3 separate regions of the Homo sapiens genome follow, and regions 1 and 3 are each linked to region 2. A link is a loop called in an ENCODE intact Hi-C map of the cell type or tissue named here. Cell type or tissue: dorsolateral prefrontal cortex. All regions are shown on one strand.

Evidence for each region. Peaks named below come from ENCODE experiments on the same cell type or tissue, not always from the same donor. Only the 100,000 strongest peaks of a DNase experiment are listed, where the experiment ranks them.
Region 1: a loop joins it to region 2, with 6 times the contacts of the local background. A loop is called at or near these places in 14 of 110 quality-filtered maps.
Region 3: a loop joins it to region 2, with 2.5 times the contacts of the local background. A loop is called at or near these places in 4 of 110 quality-filtered maps.

What each region holds. Positions count from the first base shown.
Region 1 is chr13:100,985,293-100,990,292 of GRCh38, reverse strand. All of the region lies in intron 2 of NALCN-AS1 (NALCN antisense RNA 1), which reads right to left. Among named protein-coding and RNA genes, the nearest start is that of LINC00411, 43 kb to the right of the region's middle. In dorsolateral prefrontal cortex, a CTCF peak has its summit at 2,045; no DNase peak of the experiment used is centred here; H3K4me3 peaks cover 373 bases.
Region 2 is chr13:100,719,945-100,724,944 of GRCh38, reverse strand. The region is part of intron 1 of NALCN-AS1 (NALCN antisense RNA 1); the gene reads right to left. Among named protein-coding and RNA genes, the nearest start is that of NALCN-AS1, 14 kb to the right of the region's middle. In dorsolateral prefrontal cortex, CTCF peaks have their summits at 2,641 and 2,843 (motif pointing left); a DNase peak (open chromatin) is centred at 2,864; H3K27ac peaks cover 798 bases.
Region 3 is chr13:100,820,167-100,825,166 of GRCh38, reverse strand. All of the region lies in intron 2 of NALCN-AS1 (NALCN antisense RNA 1), which reads right to left. Among named protein-coding and RNA genes, the nearest start is that of NALCN-AS1, 110 kb to the right of the region's middle. In dorsolateral prefrontal cortex, no CTCF peak of the experiment used is centred here; no DNase peak of the experiment used is centred here.

The sequences.
Region 1 (5,000 bases), 270 kb before region 2:
ATCTGAATGATGTTATCCAATATCCATTCTTTCTATTCTTACTAATAGAACCCCAAATTTGATCAGGTTTGCTATAAGCCCAGCTAAAAACGTTAACATAGTTCTGCCTATTGAGACATAAGCTGAAGTTTTCTGGAAGGCTTTTGTTGATCTGATCTAGGCGACACTCCTTTTTCTTTCACCCTCCCCTTTCTCTTTGCCTGAAATGCCAACACAGTGAATGGAGCAGCAGCAGTCACAATGTGCCCATGAAGACCAAGCCATGCACTGAAAATGAGAATGTAGGAAGGTGGAAGGAAGCTAATACAAAGGCCAGCAAATCCAGCTTGCCTGTTTTTATACAGCCTACAAAAGGAATAGCTTTTACATGTTTTAATGGTTACAGGAAATTTTTAAAATGTATAATATTTTATGACATAAAAATAACATGAAATTTGTATTTCATTGTCCATAAATAAAGTTTTATTGGTACGCAGTCATTTGTTTACATATGATCTGTGCTGCTTTTGTGCCCTAAAGGCAGAATTTAGTAATTGCAGCAGAGATGGTACAGCCCACAAAGCCTAAAATACTCTCTGACCTTTAACAAAGTTTATCAACTCAGACAGAATAACATCCTTGACAACTCAACTCCAGACTTTTTGTTGTGTGAGAAAAATAAGCTATTGGCTTATATAATCCACTATTTTTCAGCTTTATGTCACTTCCAGCCAAAGGCAGTCTAATTGGTGCACAGCTAAATGAGATTTGATGAACTGGAAGAACCAAGGGCAGCATAATGAGGACACTGTCTAGAGGACATTCTGCAGACGTCAGGACATCTAATTTATTTCCCTATAATTTCCCAGGAAGTTTAAAGCTTTTCTTGGAATAGACTGTGTCTATAAAACCGGAAAGGAGGGAAGAAATGAAAACTTTGAAGAATAAATCTTTATAGGACTCAGCAGACAAATAGGTGCACAAAGCAGAGAAGGTACAGTAAAATAATAATACCTTAGTGTATTAGTTATTTATTGCTGTGGAACAAATACTCCTAAGCAACAACACTTTCATCTCACATATCCTGAAATTCAGGAAGCTGGGCATGGTTTAGGACTTGCATTTACTGAATCACAGTGACAGTAGATTGTAGCCATCTCAAGGCTCAATAGGAGCCACTTCCACACTCACTCACAAGGTTGTTGCCAGAATTCAGTTCTTTGCAAGCTGTTGGGCTGAGACCCTCTGTTCCTTACAGCTATCAGCCAGAAGCTGCCCTCAGCATCTTGCCACGTGGCCTCTCTGTAGGGCAGCTGGCGATGTGGCAGTGGCTTCACCAGAGTGGGCAAGTGAGGATTTGAAAAGGAGTGTGTCCCAGATAGAAGTCACAGTCTTGCACAACATCATCCAGAAATGACATCCCAGCACTTCTGCTGTATTCTGTTCATTAAAAGTGAGTCACATTAAAAGTGAATCCCCACTTGAAGGGAGGAGATTAAGCAAAGGTGTGGGTACCAGGACATAGGGTCATCAGGCACCTGTCAGAATCTCCCTACTACACCCAACAAAGTGTTCAAATTCATGGATTATTTTCACCTGGATTACTTTTGCTGCTAATCTTGGGACCTTTTCTGAAAAGCAAAGGAAGTGGACCCAGGTCCATGACCAAATCTTTCAAATGTCATCCCTGTGTAAAGATTTGTGCCCTAAATAGGAGGTTCCTGCTCCCACCTCGCTCCAACTGACACATAACCATCTCCACCCTCTCTGCTCGTGTCTTGGGAGTCCCTTATGTTAGCCAAACGACAAGAGAACAATTCTAACCCTGCCACCTAGAATCTAGGTATTTTTGGAAAAGTGTTTCCCATAAGTAGTTTACCCTTTATCTTTTGTCTTAAAAGTGTTTGTTGCTTTTGCCACGATGTGAGTTCAGAAATGCAGGCTGGCTTGTTCGTGAGTACCTACCTGCCAGTAAAGGCAAACAAGGCTCCCTTGGCTTAGATCTTCTTGTCCTGTGGTCTTTCCCACTCTCCCTCACTTTCCTCCTTAGCCTTCCTCCTCCAAAAGAGGGCTCCCTCACTTCACATTCTCTTCTCCCAGTGGCAAGTGCTTTCTGAAACAAAGAAGCCCTTGCCTAGCCCTAAGACGGCTCGAGTGGCCACTTCTGACCAAATAGGCTTCAAGTTGGTGCTACAACTAAGCACCGAGGGTCTGTGAATTAGACTCTTTAGCATGTGCAGCGCTGCTTTGATCTTGGCAGACAACAGCCCTCATCTGAATGCCCCCTACCTCTTCTTCTAAGCGGACACTTCAGCCTCCCTTTGCTGAGACAAACCAAAGAGTTAATCAAACTCCTGAAATGAGTCCCAGGGAGTTAGAAACATGGAATCTTGCCCTGTCTATTTTGCAAATTTAAAGACACTGGGCTTCCAAAGAGCTGATACTTGAGGGTCTTTTAAATGCCTAGAATACTAAACGGGCTGGGGGTTTTCTGTCCTTAGGCTAAACCAGCTGAAATAAGAAAGAAATATAAAATACTTTATTTTCACCTTTTGGACAGATCCATTTTTTATTTAAAAAGCAATAAATCAACAGATTCAAATAAAAAATGGTGAGTTCATGTCCTTTGTAGGGACATGGATGAAGCTGGAAACCATCATTCTCAGCAAACTATCGCAAGGACAAAAAACCAAACACCGCATGTTCTCACTCATAGGTGGGAATTGAACAATGAGAACACATGGACACAGGAAGGGGAACATCACATACCAGGGCCTGTTGTGGGGTGGGGGGAGGGGGGAGGGATAGCATTAGGAGATATACCGAATGTTAAATGACGAGTTAATGGGTGCAGCACACCAACATGGCACATGTATACATATGTAACTAACCTGCACGTTGTGCACATGTGCCCTAGAACTTAAAGTATAATTAAAAAAAGGAAAATATGCATAAGTTTATACATATCCAATAATTACACTCAGTTGTTTGCAGAGCTTTTTACTTAATTCATCTTTTTCTTTTCTTTAAATGCAACACAGTGGGAGACTTTTCCTGCCTGGCCATTCAGAAGCAGGTCACAGGGGCAGCCACCAGTAGACCAGCTTGCATGAGGATGCCACTGCCCCTGGGAAAAACAGAAACAGTGAAAAAGATTTTGAGGACTGATGGGATTAAGACTTTCCGCAGGGCAATAATGCAGACACAAGTTTTACCCCCAAATCTCTGAAAGAGGCAACCCAGGAGGGAAGAAGGCATTGCATTTCCTGGCACTCATCCTCAGGTGCGGGTTTATGATCAGCAAGGATTGAGGCTTATTAATATGAAAGTGAAGGAAGCCAGCCAGCTGTCCTCTGTAAGGAAGGAAGGAAAGGGTCTATTTAAAATAAAATCATCATAAAAATGAAGAAACAAATGAAAGACTGAATGTACAAATGCACAGTGCCTGGACCATATAATAAGAATAGAACTATCACCCTAAATCTGTAGCAGCCTGCTTAGGAAACCAAGCCCATTATGTATGACAAACAGCCCAGGAAGACAGCCTGCTAAAGCCAGACTCGCAGGAAGCCAGTCTGCTATCTCTAGTGGTAACCCAGGAAGCTAAACAATAACTTCTGTAACAAAAGACCCAAAATGTTCAGGACTTAATTAATAATTGTATTAGTCAGGATTCTCCAAAGAAACAAGACCAATAAGATGTGTGTTTATACATATATATACACATATATATTACATATATGTATACACATATATAACATATATGTATACACATATATTACATATATTACCTATATATTACACATATATTACATATATATTACACATATATTACATATATATTACATATATATTACCTATATATCACATATATATGTATACATATATATCACATATATATGTATACATATATATCACATATATATGTATACATATATATCACATATATATGTATACATATATATCACATATACATGTATACATATATATTACATATATATTACATATACATGTATGCCTGTACATACATACATATATATGTGGAAATTTATTATGGAAATTGACTCATGCCATTATGCAGATTATGCAGGCTGAGTAGTCCCAAGATATGCCATCTGCAACCTGGGGAACCAGGAAAGCTGGTTGTAGTGGTTGTATAATTCAGTCCAAAGCTGAAGGCCTAAGAACCACGGGAGCCTGCCCCACCTGCCAACTGCTGGAGTAAGTCCTGGAGTCCAAAGGCCTGAGAACCAGAAGCTCTGATGTTTAAGGGCAGGAAAAGATGGATGTCCCAGAAGAGAGAACTTCCTGTGCCCTTTTGTTCTATTTGGGCTGTCAAGGAATCAGATGATGCCCACGTGGGTGAGGGTAATCTTCTTTACTCAGTCATCTCATTCAAATGCTAATCTCTTCCAGAAAAACCCTCACAGACACACCCAGAAATAATTGATTACAAGCTATCTGGGCACCTCTTAGCCCAGTCAAGTTGACATATAAAATTAACCATCACAGTAACTGACAGCCTCCCTAATTTTTGTGACTGCTTCTAATTTAGGACTAACCAGAGAAAGCCAACTATGGCCCCAACCAATCAGACAGGCTTCCGTGCTCCAAATTGGCCACCCTGGGCTTCCCCTGGCCAACAGCTTCCAATAAGGGGCACACGTGAAGCCATCCCTTTTGCCCACTGTAAAGCTCTCTCCCTCCTCTGCCTACCTTTGAGTCTCTGCCAAATGAAAGTGATGGTGGCCAACTCCTTTGCTATGGCAAGCGCTGAATAAATCACCTTTGCTTTTCTCATATGAGTGGCATTCAATTTTTTCTACATGGGCAACCTAAAAGGACTAAAGTATATTTCAGGAGTCTAGTTTTTAAAATCTCCAGGAAGACAACCTCCAGGGTGAGACCTTAGGTAGAAAACAATAACACTCTCACTGTCACTGTAATCCATCCTTTTCTGTGTCCCCCAATCCTGAGTCAGCCTCAGAAGGAAACCGAAATCAATTTAGCTCCATGAGTTC
Region 2 (5,000 bases):
TTTCCCATAGTAATTAACACATTAGCTCTTGGGAGGTCACAACCGTCATTCTGTGCAGAAATGGCTGAAAAAAAGACACAAGAATTGCTTGGGGAACACAGTCATTTATTCAACCTCTGAGGTAGAAGAACCTGCAATTCCAGTTGTATTATAAACAGTCACTCAGAAAGTAGAGATAGCTGTATTTGCAATTTGGCACATTGCATCCCCAGTCAGTCTTAACATGCTTTAGTCGGTTTTCCATCCAGCGGCCACTACAAAAACAAGCCAAACCTTTCGATCTTAAATATTTCAAAGTGACATATTCACAAGAAATAAATGGAAGCTGGTTTTAGGCTTTCAGGTAAAAAACAATATAAACCTTAATGCTCTGTTCTTGGGAAAATTTATTTTTCTGATGGTTTCCCAGCACGGTTTTTGCAAGCAATGTAGAAGAGACATCTCCCATTTTCCAAAATGCTGTATCAAAGAAAGTACATGTTGGCCAAATGAACCCTTCTTCTCCACCTGATGTTTGTTTCACAATGTGATTTCCTGGAAGAGTGTTAGCTAATTTTAAGAGATTTACACCTGGAACAAATAAGCCTAAGAATGAAGAAAGACCAAAAGTGGAGCTGATTGCTTTGCCATCAAGGACAAATGCTGTCTTAGTCTGTGTTGTTATAAAGTAATATCTGAGGCTAAGTAACTTATAAAGAGGTTGGCTCATGGCTCTGCAGGCTGTACAGGAAGCATGGCACCAGCGTCTGCTTCTGGCAAGGGCCTCAGGCTGCTTCCACTTATAATGGAAGGTGAAGGGGAGGCCACATGTGCAGAGATCACAGGGTGAGAGAGGAAGCAAGAGACAGCAGAGGGAGGTGTCAGGCTCATTTTAACAACTGATTCTCATGGGCCTAAAAGGGAACGCTCACTCACCCTTAAAGGAAGGCATTCATTGATTCATAAGGGATCCACCTCCATAACCAGACACATCTCACAAGGCGCCACCTCCAACATTGGGGATCAAACTTCAACATGAGGTTTGATCCAAACATCCAAACTATAGCAAATGCTATTTCCATAAAATGCTACCATTATGATCCTGCCACCCACCAGGATCAGAGCAGTGAGCTAGAGGAAGTTCTAAGCCAGCAAAGAGTTCCACCATCTTGAGTTACTGTCCTCTCCTGCTCTTTTCTGGTGTCTCCCCTCTGGCACTGAGCCTACTGATATCCCTACCCCCCAACTCATGTCACCCTCACCTTCTCCCCCACCATGAAGAACAACCTGGAATTAGGTATGACCTCAGGCCCTGGCCCCAGTCTCCCCACCCCCAGCCTCCAGTCCTATATTCCTCTCCTCTTGCTGCTAGAACAAACAACAACAATCTCAGTGGCTTAAAATAACAGAAAGATATTAGTTCTCAGCTCTGTAGGTCAGAATTCTGAGTGGGCTCAGCTATTTCTCTGCTCTGGGTCTTGCAAGGCCAAAATTAAGGTGTTGGCCTGCGTGGGCTCTTCTCTGGAGACTCTGGGAGAACCTGCTTCTAAGCTTATTGAGGTTATTGGCAGAATTCAGTGTCTCCCAGCTGTAGGACTGAGGTGCCCATTTTCAGGAGCCTCTGTCAGCTGCCTAAGGTCACCTGCATTCCTGGGCACATTACCCCCTCTCTCTTTAAACCAGCACTGGCACGTGGTATCAGCCTCATACTTGAGTATCCTATTGCCCTCTCCTAGGATTCTCTGCTTGAAGGGCTCATGTGACCACATTGGTATCCTCCAACCCCCCATGACCCAGGACAATCTCGCTATCTTCATGCCAACCGACTATTAATAGTAATGTCAATCGCATCTGTAAAATCCCTTTTGCCATGTAATGAAACATATCCACAGGCTCCAGGAATTAGAATGCGGACATCTTTGGGGGGCAATTCTGTCTACTCCGCCTCCCTCCCAGGATTCCCTTGTTGCCAAGCAGATCTGTCATCTCTGGTGCCCGGGCTGGGGCAAGCCCTCTGCACCCAGGTACACCTTATGCTGGAACTAAACCACGGAATCGGCCTCCAGCCTTCGTTCTTTACTGTGAAGCATCGTCCTGCCAGGGGCCCAGGTCTCCTTCCCACCTGAGCACCCATATCTCAGAAGCTGGTTTTTGGCCAGAAGGGAGGCAGTTGGCTTCCTCTCCAGGAGCCTGCCACAGGCTGGTGTTACACTGTAATTGCACAGCGCTCTAGGAACTGACTGCCATCCATCAATAGCCTCCTTCCAAGAGTACTGGCCTCTGCCATGCCCTGCTCCCAGAATCCAGTACCAACAATGGCCAGAATCATCCCCCCTCCTCCATTCTCCCCCGACTGCTGCCACCAAAGAGACTCTCTTTGCCAAAGCCAGCGGCAGGAGAGCAGGAACCATAGGAGGCTATGAAGCTGCAGGCTGCCTCTCTAAGCCACAAATCAAGACCAGTTAGTTTTTCTGTTAGAAATCCTGTAAATATTTCTGATCAAATCACATTTTTGTAATTTGTAGATGTTGGTTATGTGTTCTCCCAAATATTGCTTGTTTAAAAACATTTCTCCCTGAAAAGAAATATGTTCTAGCTCTCTTTTTTCTAAAGCCAGAAATATAAACAGCACCAAGAATTTATATACGAAAGATTTAATATTTCCCAACCTCCTCATCATTTCTACTCAGCTTTCAACTCCTACTCAATGCATTTTCCTAAGGGAGTCTAAGTTCTTACTAATTCACAAACATAGAATACTGACATAAAGAATCGCTGCAAAATCTGTAGTAAGGAAAAGAGAGAGGAAGGGCAAAGAAATCTGCCCACAGAGGTAAAACAACATGCTCCTTAACGCCATCTAGTGGGCGGCCAGATAATTCATCTATCTCCCCTACTTGGTCCTCCAGCCTCCCCACACCATGAGTGTTTCCGTACATACAGCCCACCCTGAAATTATGCATACACACGTGAGATCATTTGTATTAATTTATTCTATGACCCTTTTTTGTTAACTTCATAAGCATCAAGTTCATACATGAATCATAGTTCACAAACTCAGGAAACAGCACATCTCTTTATTTATATAAATTAATTTGATTTCTGATCCCAGTGCTAATAATACCAGGCTGGTAGAAAATCTAACCTCAATGACTTTCAGAGTTTCCGGATGTCTCCCTGAAGCTCTCGCACGGTTATGGAGGTCTGTGTGCACTGCTGCAGGTCTGTGACATGCCCCCTGGACTCGCATCAGTTTGCTAATTGCTGAGACATCCTCTTCCCCCTGCATGGCCCCAGCTGGGCCCCATTGCTGCCATGAGACTCCATCTCCCTAAATGAGCTGGACGGCCTTTGGATTCTTGGATTCTCCCCTGGGTCCGTCAGCATCTCCATGTGCTTCCAGGAAGCCATGACCAAGACTCCCTCTCCTCTAAGACCCTCAGACTTCCTGCTCTTGATTCACGTACCTCTCCCTCCTGCCCCTCTGCGGTATCAGATCTCCAAGCAGGACACCTCATCATTGAAGTGCCTCTCAGGGACCTACAGCCTTATCTCCTCAGTGGGTTTAGAATCAAGTCAGGCAGCCTCAAGCCTTCCTGGGGGCAAAGAATCTCGGGTCTATCTGCTTGAAGGAGGTGGATAAAGGGAGAAAATTGGGCCGAAAGCCCATAAATATCTCAACAGCCTATTTAGCCAATAGCAATGAAAATACATAGCCTTTCTCATGTATTTATGGACAATTATGCTCATGTCCAGCAGAGAAATCCTGAAGTATACGTGAGCCCTGCCAGAGTCAGTGATGCAAGTCTTTCTTAGAACCCTGAGCTGGCGGGAGGCTAACCTTAGCCACCAGCAGCCTTAGCATCGGCGGCCTCAGAGGACTAATTTCTCCCTTTGGAGGTGGGACAACATGTCTCCCTTCTGAAAAACAGTCCACAAGTTATTTTAGCACTAGTGTATCAGAATTTAAAAGGAGGCTCTTTAGGAATGCACCATGGTGTTTTTCAGCAACTTGCTGCAAGGTTGCCTTCCCAGCCTCCTGGGACAGAAGGAATTACTCTTCCCTTTGTTCCCACACAGTATGAAATTTGTAGGTGTTTTTAGCACTTCTTTTATTCTGCCTTCTCTATGTAGAAATAAATGAACACAACCCACACAAGAAAGGCAAAGGCTACTTATTCAGAGCTTGCTCCATCAAGGGAGTTGGCCACCATCACTTTTGTTTGGCAGGGACTCAAAGGCAGGCAGGGGAGTGGGAGAACTTTACAGAGCACACAAGGGATGGCTTCAGGTGTGCCCTGATTGGAGGCTGTTGGCCTGGGGAAGCCCACGGTGGCCAACTAGGAGCATTGAAGCCTATCTGATTGGTTAGGGCCATAGTTGGCTTTCTGTGGTTGGTCTTAAATTGGAAGCAGGCACAAAAATTAGGGAAGGTGTCAGTTATTAATCAAGTCCTGTTCATTTGGGGCCGACTACTAGAAGGGTTATTGTTTGGCTTCTTAGACCAGTTGCTAGAGATAGTAGCCTGACTTCCTGTAAGTCTGGCTTTTAAAGGCAGCAGATGGCTTCCTGGGCTGGTTACTGTATATAATGGGTTGATTTTCTGAGGTAGTTGCTGCAGATTTGGGGTCAGAGTTGTATTTTTATATACGGTCTGGCCACTGTCTATGTGTATATTCAGTCTCTCATCTACTACAGTTGGCTATTTCTACTGAAGGCTGTAAGATCCTTGAGGACAAGAGCCAGATCTTTGTATTTGTATTGCCAATGTACAGGGTCTAAGACAAACATATTTTGAAAATTGAGCTGAATCAATTTCACATACACGTTTGTGGAGGTAAACTGAATACGTTTCATTTTCCCTAGTACAGTCACTAGGCTTGTTTTTCCCTTTAGCACAAAATACTAACAGATAGCACTGTACGGTCTTCCATTTTAAGCAAAGCTTGCCGCCACTGCTAACAATACTGCTAACTCCACTGTATTAGTCCACTCTCACATTACTATAAAGATATACCTGA
Region 3 (5,000 bases), 100 kb before region 2:
CAGAATAATTATTGAGATTCATTATGATTAAATTGGCTCAGGTTGCACGATCCCCCCTGAACCAGTCCCTGAGAGCAGGGTAGATGGCTTAACCAGGACATCATGTTCCAATCCTGGATCCAGACAGAAAGCACAGCTCTTTCACCAGGATAAGTGTAAATGGATCTTGGGTAGCAAAAACATTGTGCAATTGCTGGACATTACTGTATTTAAAACTTTTCACCAGCTTCATTATAAACTTATGAGTGCATTGTATTCTTAACTATTACTTCATTGTTGGACATTTTAGATTGTTTCTAGTGGCTTATTAATAAAAAGTAGTTGCCCAAACAATAACTTTGCCCTGGAATATTCTTTTTATTTAAGATCGTTTTCCTAAAATATATCTGCAGCAACAGAACTATTGAGTTAAAAGAATAAACCCTTTCAAGTCTCTTAACACACATTGCCAAATTTCTTTCCAGCAAGCATTTTTCACTTTATTTTTCTGCTACCATTCTGTGAGAATTTCCACATCGGTGCACTCTTTCCCAACATGAAGCATATTCGTCTTCCTTCATCTGTGCCAATTTGAGAGGTTCAAAGAAGACCCAGAGGGAGCTTGATAAAATCAACGGATCTGATCATGTGACTTTGCTGTATACAGGATTTCAATGACATCCTGCTGCCTTGAGGACCAAAGTCCAAACTCCCTGGGATGATGCACAAGGCTTTCTAGGATGTCAGCCCCAGTGGTCTCCCCACCTTTGTCTCTGCTGCTTTCCAATCCAGCCCTGGAAAACTGAACAACTTAGAATTCCTCAGACTCTGCATCTGCATTCATATTTCTACGTGTTTGCATACACTCTTTCTTTCTCTCCTTATCATTCTATTTCCAATCCAAGAATTCCCTCAACCTGTACATAACATCTAATTCAGGTCTCCATCACACAGTATTGCATTAACCCTTTGCATGATGACCCTTTCCCATACAAAAATATTTTCTGTGGCGGGGGCCAAAAATATATATTTTTGTGCAAATACTAGGCCCTGGCACAGTGTCTGACACCAAAAAAAAAGACATACAGTAAATAATCGTCAAATGAATCACAAGTGGTGATGGAAAGAGAATGGATATTGACAAAAAAGAGTGAAAAGAAAATTGATAACGTACAAAGAAAATCTGCATTTGTCCTCTGTGATCTTGAAACAATATTGAAGCATTCTGAGCTTCCTTCTTCACAACATTATTTTAAGATCATATTGAGTATATCAAAGTGCTATGTGACTCTCAGATGGTATAATAAATAATACATTTTAAAACATTCTTTAGGGTTTTGAGAAGCCCTGGCTCTGCAATGCTTCAGGAATGTCCCAGTGTTTTATCACCTTCACAAACCTCACACAATCATATGGGGGAGGAAAAAGTGGCAGATGGGAAAATAAAGAGTATTTAGGAGAAATTACAAGCAGACAGCACTCTGGGGGTTCTAGGGTGAGCTCCAGCTTTTCTATATAGAAAGCAAATCTAGAGTTGTAGTAAACAGTGCTGCTGAAAGCCATTAACTCGACGTGTTGTTGGGGTTGAAATGACTAAAAGAGACATTTTACGCTTTCTGGATGAGGGTTGCATAGAAAATGGAACTCTGGAAAAGGGAGTGTAATCAACAATACAGCCAGTGCAGAAAGGCTGTGTACCACCTCACAAAAAATAAACCCAGAGAAGAGGCCAAGAAGGGCAACTAAGTGATCATAGGAACAGACCAACATCTAAGGCCAAAAAAGATTCATTTAAAAAGATAAATTGGCTGAAAGACTCCAAAACATGCCTCTACCTATCCGCAGGCTGCAGCCCTAATTAAGGCAACAGAGCATTATGCGGAAGAATGAATATTCAGAAGAATGAATATGCAGATTATGCATATCAGAGCTGATTGATGGCTTTTTGGCCCTTCAGCTGGCAAACACTGACCCTGGCACCCAAGAGAGGCCATTTTCACAGCTTCTGGAAAGAGAGGCTATTTTCACGGCTTCTGGAAAGAGAGGCTGGGTAAGACAGCTGCTGTCACTTCCCATAAGCCACTCAAGAAGTGTGGCCGCATGCACCTCAATGGGTTCTGATGGGCAGAGGCAGGGCCTGGAGCTTGCGGACATTACCAGGATGTACTGAGGATTAATTAGACCATGTCTCTAAAGTACTTTGAAATCCTTGGAGGGAGGTCTTTTAATTATAGTATTGGCCGGGAGCAAGTGGAAAAATAGATAGGGAAATAATACCAGTTTTGTCTGGGTAGGAAGGAAGAGACACCATTTGGATAATTTTCTTGCCTCAAGTAATGTATCTCTGTTCTTCCTCCTCCCTATTCTAGAACCTAGATATTGCTTGGATGAGACACAGCAACGTTATGTTTCCATTTGCTCATGGAGGGTGCTATAGCTGTTTTTTGTGTTTTTTGTGTTTTTTTTTTTTTTGAGACAGAGTCTTGCTCTGTCGCTCAGGCTGGAGTGCAGTGGCGTGATCTTGGCTCACTACAACCTCCTCCTCCCAGGTTCAAGTTATTATCATGCCTCAGCCTTCCATGTAGCTGAGATTACAGGCATGAGCCACCACATTCAGCTAATTTTTGTATTTTTAGTAGAGACGGGGTTTTACCTTTGTGGCCAGGCTGGTCTCAAACTCCTGGCTCATTTGATCCACCAGCCTTGGCCTCCCAAAGTGCTGGGATAGTTGTTCTTTTTGTTGACATTATTATTCAGATGTATTACTCTTCAATTCATTTTTGAAAATTGCCTTTTAAGAAGTAAAGATGCCTCTTTTCTCTGCCTATTTAAACTTTATGTTAGTTGTATAGAAAGAGCATATTTACCTTAATTCAGTTACAAGATTTGGTTTTAGATGTAATTCGTTTGCTGTTAAATTTATTCCGTATTGAGGAGTAAATACCGGCTAGTAACTGCTTGTCAGAGGCACGTGATGCTATCTAAGTTTCTTGGAAATTAAGTTGTACTTCAAACTTCAAATGAGAAAGCCAGGCAGTGCTTTTTATTTGTGACAACATGAGCTGGTCCAACTCTAAGTTTAAGGAGTTTGTATTGAGACATCCTCCAGAAGAGACTGAAATAATCCGAATTTTGGCTCACACAGCATTGTGCTACATTTAGTCATTTGTATTTAGGAAATAGGAGGTTTGACTTTGTTTCCATTATCATGTCAGGATTAATCATTTAGGATTAATCAGTTCAATTAATGATATTAATTAGGAGGAAGGAATTAGATTATCATCTAGACTTAGGTTCTAATTTTAATAAGTTAAAAAATAATTTGGAGTGATGGGTCCTACCTTGGCACTATGGGCCTTAGAATGCAGAAAGCCGCATCGAGTTTCTCCAGGTTGATATGCTAAAAAGTGAGGGTGAAAAATGACAGGTGCACACTGGACTTGCAGGTTTGCACAGTGCTTGGCACAGATATGCCTCTCATTCCTTGCAACTTGCCGTTAAGGCAGGAATATGAATGTGGGTTGAAAGTGGATGAATGGAAGCTTGGAAAGGGAATAAGAGAAGCCCAGGGCACAGTCACTTCCTGTAGCTCTCCAATTCAAAGGCATCCCGGGTGTAAGCCCACAGTTCAGTGTATGGCTGAGATGAACTACCTGGCGATTAAACTGCAGCCAGCTGCCTTCAGGCATCAAAGGTCTTCCCCTGGGGTATCCAGAGGCCCTGCCTACATGTTAGTAGCCATATACGAAACCATGGGTGTCTACTTAGGAATTATATACCCCCGGAGGCATCCCTAAAGGCAGGTGAGGGCGTCCAGCCAACATTTGCAAGGTCTGCTCAAGTGACTATTTTCCTGACACTCTGCAATGCAACACAGGAATATTTTTATCCTTAATTATAGAAGAAGCAACCTGAGTGAGAGAATTTAGACCATTTGACAGATCAATAAAGAAAAATGAAATCTCCACAGGTCAGGGATTTGGATGCTTTTGCCTTAATTGCTTGAGGATCAATCTTTCTAAGAATCTTCCCAGAGCCCTTGTCAGGCCCTCACCATGGCCCCTCCCACCTGGCCCTCTGGGTCAAGGGCATACAACACTGGATTGGATGATTTCCAACTATGGATCATCTTTTTCATTTGCATTATGATTTCATCTTTGATCCATTGGGCTATTTAGACATGTGGTTTAATTTCTAAATATATAGGGAATTTTTCAATTTAATCTTCTTGCTATTGATTTCTAACCTAATTGCATTGTGGCAAGAGAATGTGGTCTGAATATTACCAGTTCTTTGAAAGTAATTGATAGCTGCCTATGGCCTACTATATGGTCAATTTCAGTAAACATTCCATGTGTGCCTGTGAAGAATGCATATTGGGGCAGAATTTTACATATGTTCAATAAATCAAGCATGGTAATTGTGTTATGCAAATTTTCTTTACCATTTTTCAGTCTGTTTGACATATCAATAACTGACAGAGATGTGTTGGAATCTCCCACACTGGTGGTGGGTTTGTCAGATAGTTCTTCAATTTAGATCTAACAATTTTTGCTTTATATATTTTGAAGATATTTTATTAGGTGCATACACATTTGAAATATTAAATCTTCCCAGTAAATTGAATCTTTATTATTAAAAAGCGATCCTCTCATTCCTCAATAATGCTTCTTGCCTTAATGTCTACTTTTGTTTGATAGTAATATGACTGTCACAACTTTCTTTTTAATTGTATTTGACAGGTATATATTTTTCCATCCTCTTTCAACATTTCTGTTCTTATAAGAAATATTTCTTAGAAATGTCATTTCACTAGATCTCTTTGTGTTTTTCCCCAAAATCTGTTTTTCTGACAATCTCTTTTAAGGTATGTAAATTCAGCTTATTTACTATTTTTGAGATAAATAATATACTGAAATTTGTTTCTATTATCTTATTCTTAAATTTGTATTTGTCTCTCCTTTTCTATGCCCCTTTTATTTCCCCTTCTTAAATTTTAATGCCTCTTTTTTCTTTTTTCT